2 separate regions of the Mus musculus genome follow, and region 2 is linked to region 1. The links are chromatin loops, found by intact Hi-C in ENCODE. Cell type or tissue: left cerebral cortex. All regions are shown on one strand. Each heading gives the region's core, and the rest is flanking DNA. Links, peaks and the distances in the headings are about the cores only.

The links. Peaks named below come from ENCODE experiments on the same cell type or tissue, not always from the same donor. Only the 100,000 strongest peaks of a DNase experiment are listed, where the experiment ranks them.
Region 2: it touches region 1 in a loop (2.4-fold over the local background); 2 of 42 quality-filtered maps call a loop at or near these places.

Annotation. Positions count from the first base shown.
Region 1 is chr9:89,673,054-89,675,975 of GRCm38, forward strand. No RefSeq gene overlaps it. Among named protein-coding and RNA genes, the nearest start is that of Tmed3, 31 kb to the right of the region's middle. In left cerebral cortex, for the core only: a CTCF peak has its summit at 1,393 (motif pointing left); a DNase peak (open chromatin) is centred at 1,386.
Region 2 is chr9:89,551,711-89,554,632 of GRCm38, forward strand. It overlaps Gm47403 (a long non-coding RNA gene), which reads right to left. Exons shown (of 3, transcript XR_003948202.1): 2 at 1,645-1,765; 3 at 1-1,330. Among named protein-coding and RNA genes, the nearest start is that of Gm47403, 7.0 kb to the right of the region's middle. In left cerebral cortex, for the core only: no CTCF peak of the experiment used is centred there; a DNase peak (open chromatin) is centred at 1,152.

The DNA.
Region 1 (2,922 bases), core at 212-2,711:
CCCCAAACCCTGAAACATTACATTTATTGTGAATTGGGCAGTGTGCTGATATGGACATTGGCATGTGGCAGCTCTAGGCAGACACTACTGTCAGCTATGAGAAGATAGGGCTCATCATGGCTTATATTATTGTGTAATTGTTGTAGCTGTTAGAATAATTGTGGGGAGAGCCTGCGGTCCTCCCAGATGCCAGCATCCATAGAAAGAAGCTGTCTCTAGGAACAGCACCTACTAAGCTGGCCATTTCATTCCAGTTCCCAACTCCTGAGACATAAGCCATCATCACAGTAAACCTACAAGCTGCAGGGATGCCTGCAGGGTGGCCTCAGAGTCCATCTTCCTGAGACAACCTGCCCTTCCTTTACCTTGACAAAGGCTTGGATGATATAGGGGAGACCCTTTACGATAATCTAAGCCCTGATTTTGTAGGAAGTGTTGAAGATAGAGACTCCATCCAAGGGGTTACTTTGGGCACAATGCAAATAATTTTACAGTTAGGGAAATGGGGGCTCAGACCAAACCACTTCCTGCTTAGTAGCAGAAGTGGTCACCTCTTAACCATGGTACAGTGTTCTTTAATGTTTGGCTTTTGAAACATCTTTCTATATAGTCCTGATGATTTGGTATTCACTATGTGACTCAGGCTGACCTTAAACTAATGGCAATCCTTCTGCCCCCATCTCCTGAATGCTAAGACTAGAGGCATGAACTACAACAGCAGGTGAACTGTGTGGTGTCCCTAAGGATGCAGCCTCTGATAGCATCAAGATTTTGACAAGCTCTCTGAGGGAGAAGAGAAGTAGTTTGGAAACAGTAAGAGCAAGTCAGAGAGTTGCCTGGTGGTAAATGTGAGCCTGTGAGTGTGCTGAAATGACTCTACAATCGCACAGCATCGTGCCAGGCCCCTTTGAGGCGCTGCGAAAGAATCAGGCAAGCGATATGACCATCCTGACAATATACCAGAGCCAGAGCAGAGCAGCTGTAGAAACTCTTGTCCTCCAGGAGGCATTCTGATGACGCTCCAAGCCTGGTCTTCCAACCTGGGCACCCTAGGGCCGGGGAATAACCTCCATGACATTCAGCAGTTGCTCTAGACCCAAGACACCCAAGGGGATACTCTAGTGCTACTGATACAACCTGGTCTTCACAGGGGGTTATGGTTCTATGGATCACCTGCTACCTCTTGACTATTGTTCTGCTGAGTGTGCATGTCCCAGACTGTCCCTGCTGAGGTTAGCAGGAAGCAAGGCTGAGACAGTCTCATTAGCTCCTGTCCATTGTGGGATTTTCTACTTCTGGTTCATGGGGGTCTGTGTGAATTGTTGCCTTTGTTCAAGCTGGCTATGCAAGACAGGTCACACCAACTGGCCAGAGTTTTAGCTCTGCTGCCACCTGGTGGTAGGAATTGCCTTTCACAGGAATTAGAACTTTCTGCAGCCTTACAACTGCTTAAAATGATCATATAGATCTCCTTCCGTGTCTTTTTAAAAAAATCAACTTGCTTTATTGATACACACAAGAAAGAAAAATCTGAATGTGCATTGTCTTGAACATACAGCATCCAACCCCACCCGAGGTGCCAAACAAAAGAATAATTTGAAATAACATCATGAAAAATAAGTTCTTTAATAAAGGCATCAGTTAGGTTCATCTAAGGCTCTGCTCTTTCAAGTATCGGAGGAATTTCCACGATGCTGAAGTGAGGTATAGGAGCCTACCTGTGTTGGCCTGGGTTATATCTGATTATATACAAACACCATGACAGGGAAAGATTTCTCATCTGCCAAAAAATTGTATTACTTTCACAGATGTATTAAAATTTGTTTAGATTAAATGAAATGTTAAGATTGTTCATAAAATTATCTCAGGGAGAGGGATTTCTTCAGTTTTGATGTATCTTTTCTTACCTTCTGATAAAAGAAACATCCTTCTCAATTTAATTATTTAGTGTCAGCATAACCGTTTGCTGTTGCATATGGTGTGCACTAATGCACACAGCTTTATGCCAAAGCTCCTCCACTGGTGAGAAGCCATGCTAATGACTGGATGGGGACCATGGTGGCGGATTGCCATCTTCCACGTGGTACAAAAGTTTTACAGATTTGGAAACAAATGAACAGAAACTAAACCAAAAAGGATGGCTAAAACAATCCTGGATAATGAAAGAACTACTGAAGGCATCACTACCCCCAATCTCAAATGATGCTACAGAGCTATAGTAATAAAAACAGAATAATATTGGCATACAAACAGACAGGTGAATAAATTGAGTCAAACTGAAGCCTTAGACGTAAGTTCATACATCTCCATATGTGATATGTGTGTGTGTGTGTGTGTGTGTGTGTGTGTGTGTGTGTGTGTGTGTTTATGAATGACCTGGAAACACACGTGGATAAAAGGTAGCATCTTTAACAAACTGTGCTGATCAAAGTGGACTGCTGCTTGTGGATGTCTCCAAATAGGTCCACATTTATCACTCTGCATAAAAACCTCCAAATGGATCAAAGACACAACATAAGGCCGAATACACTGCATCTAACTCCACTCTTTGTCTACTTTGAAGATAGCAAGGTGCCTTGGTCCTGAAGAATCCTGTATAAGTAAATCAGGAAATATTGGGAAATTCTTTAACCATGATTGGACAAATGAGAAGAGAATCCATAGCCTGGAATTCAACTAGAGAAAAAAAGAAAGTTGGATGCATTGTGGGTATAATGCAGGCAAATTAAAGTAATGGTCAAGAAAGGAGAATACTCCTGAATAGCATTGTAGCCCATTGGTAGAGCACTCGCCTAGCATGCACAGGGTCTTAGATTCAATCTCCAGAAGTACAGAGGAAAAGGGGAGGCACCACAAGGTTTAACTGAGGCTACCCAGTTGATTCCATGGTTGTGGAGGAGAAGGTCTCTGGGGAAGGAAAAT
Region 2 (2,922 bases), core at 166-2,665, 120 kb before region 1:
AAAGCTGCTAAGTATGGCTAAAATCACTCTAAATGTTAATGGCTGGCTTTATTGACGGTACTCCTTCAGATGTCTATTTTTCTTACATATAACCTAAACTATTGAGGGACAAAACCCCTTTCTTGTGTCCTGGATGCCTTGAGTGAGCACTGTTGGTCCATGATGAAACCTACCGCTGCTCTATTTGAACATAAGCCATTCCTTTGGCCATTGTTTCAAACTGCATATACTACCTGTTTGCTGCTCGGAAGTCCCATCTGTATTGGATAAACCGTGGTATTTCAGTGTTTGTATTTGATTAATCCTTATTTTACTTACAATGACCTCAAAAGTAAGAGAGGCAATGTTTGATTGATGACAATATTCTATTTTATTGTTATAACTGAGGGCTCAATCTCGATTGTTGTAATTGTTCTTTTATTGTCAGTTTTTGTTGTTAATCTCTTTCTGTGATTGATTTATGTTATATCTTATCATAAAATGTGCTTGTATATGTGTGTAGGGAAACTGTATATATAAAGTTTGACAAGTATTTATAATTCAGGTATTTCCTGAATTGTCTTGAAAAACATCATCTCAATTAGGAGCAGACCATTTGTCTCAATCAAGCATGCTTTTTCTACAACTTGTAGCATTGGTTAGTCTTTTCTGTGTAGATGAATTTAAATATGAAAAGTCCAGTCGAATTGTTTGGTTGCATGAAATCTCTCACCTAGTGTGTATCATGTCCCTTCTACAATCAATTTTAGGCACGACTCCTGCAAACTGGAGTTCCACCTGCCCTCTGTGCTATTAGTCACCCGAATGAACTCCCAGCATCATAAAGCATCAAACTGGAAATGAACATTATTCTTTGTTTTCTCTTTTTTCCATCCACTTAAGGTGAAGTCTACACTCAGGAGCTGGGACTAGATTTGCCTGCCATTTCTGGTCTGGGAAATTGTGATGTTTACTGAAGATGATAAATACCTAGGCCAGCAGCCTAGGTGGAGATGGATGAAAATGACTCTGTTCTTTGTACAGTTCTTGTATCTGAAATGAGCATTTGGTACCGTGGATGTATTTTTAGCAGTTACCCAGTTTCACATAAATAGCCTGCATCTTTGTCAAAGGCCTCATTTCCTGATTTCTCTGGAGTCATCTGCTACTGGTTCCACACTTGCCTTCACACATTATTCAGAGGTGTAAATATCAGCTGCTGGATTGGAACAGCTTCTCGCTTCCTCCAAAGCAGTGTTGGGTGGGGCCTTAGCCCATTCTTTCATGCCTCTCTGCAGTATATTTGAAGGAGTGCACCATAGTCCACTCCAGAAGTCCTCTTGTCCTCTTCCTGTAAGAAAGGAGGGAAGTATCAGACACCTTTACAGGACTAATGGTTGCACATAGAACAAATGAAAAAAGAAACACAAGTATGCATAAAAAGCCCATAATTGATCTCTTCTCTAGGGCAGGTAGGCTCTGTAGGAAAGTCTTAGGGAAATGGGACAAAGAGCCAGAATGTATGTAGATGCATTCATTACAGTTAGTTTTGGCTAAAAATAAGTAAAGGCACAGAAAATTGAACAAAAATTAATTTAAAGTTTAGGAAAGAATATTAAAGCATTCACCTAAGCTCTCTAAGTGAGATTATATATGGTAAATTACCTGAGATGTTTAAATGTGTTGAAAGTAGACTCTAGAATTAAGCCTGCACAGGTCTTGTTCATGCTGTCACAACCACATTGGTAGCACACACTCATGAATCTATGGGTAGCACACATTGAACCTGATGGGTTGGAAAAAAAGAACACAAATTTGGGTAAGCAAGGGAGAGTGGGTGTGTCTGGTAGAATTTTAGTGAGTGTGATCAAAATATTATGTATTAAACTTCCAAAGAATAAATAAAAATAATTCAAGACTGAATCTAGGAGCAAGGAACAACATCCTGCCCCAGACGCTAGCTTGCTTATTTTAAATGTTCTTCAAAACACCTTTACATGGAGGGATAAGCACAGCAAACAACCCAAGATTTAAAATACGGTGTCCTTGAGATTAGCTAGAAGCTACACCATTTCCAACTGTGATGGTTTGTGTATGCTCGGCCCAGGGAGTGGCACTTTTAGAAGGTGTGGCCCTGTTGTAGTAGGTGGCCTTGTTGTAGTAGGTGTGTCACTGTGTGTGTGGACTTTAAGACCCTCATCCTAGGTTCCTGGGAGTCCGTATTCTACTAGCAGCCTTGATGAAGATGTAGAACTCTCAGATCCTTCTGCACCATGCCTGCCTGCTCCCACCTTGATGATAATGGACTGAACCTCTGAATCTGTAAGCCAGTCCCAATTAAATGTTGTCCTTTATAAGAGTTGCCTTGGCCATGGTGTCTGTTCTCAGCAGTAAACCCTAACTAAGACACTAACAGATGTTACTATTGTTTATCCCATTATATAAAGATGCCCACAGTAGAAATAGGAAGCTGGAAGTCCATCCACAGGGAGCTAAACATGGAGGAAAAGCTCAATTAGCAACTCCGATGACTCTTCCAACTGCCCCAGTTGATTTCAACAGGATGTTTGCATGCCCCCAATCTGATGTTACTTTTTGTTGGTGTTGTTGTTTTGTTTTGTTTTGTTTTGTTTTGTTTTGTTTTGTTTTGTTTTGTTTTGTTTTGTTTGAGACAGGGTTTCCCTGAGCATCCCTGGCTGTTTTAAAACTCACTCTACAGACTAGATGTGCCTCAAACTCAGAAATTCAGCTGCCTCTGTGCTAAGATTAAAGGTGTGCACACCACCACCCAGTGATGATGTTACTTCTATTTGTTATCTCAATTGGGCTACTCCAATAATTGCATGGATGTTGGAAACTCCTGATTTGATGAGGTTTTGCTTTTATCTGTTACTTGGTACTTTATGATTATCTCTATCTGCTACTTGGTTCTTATTAATTATC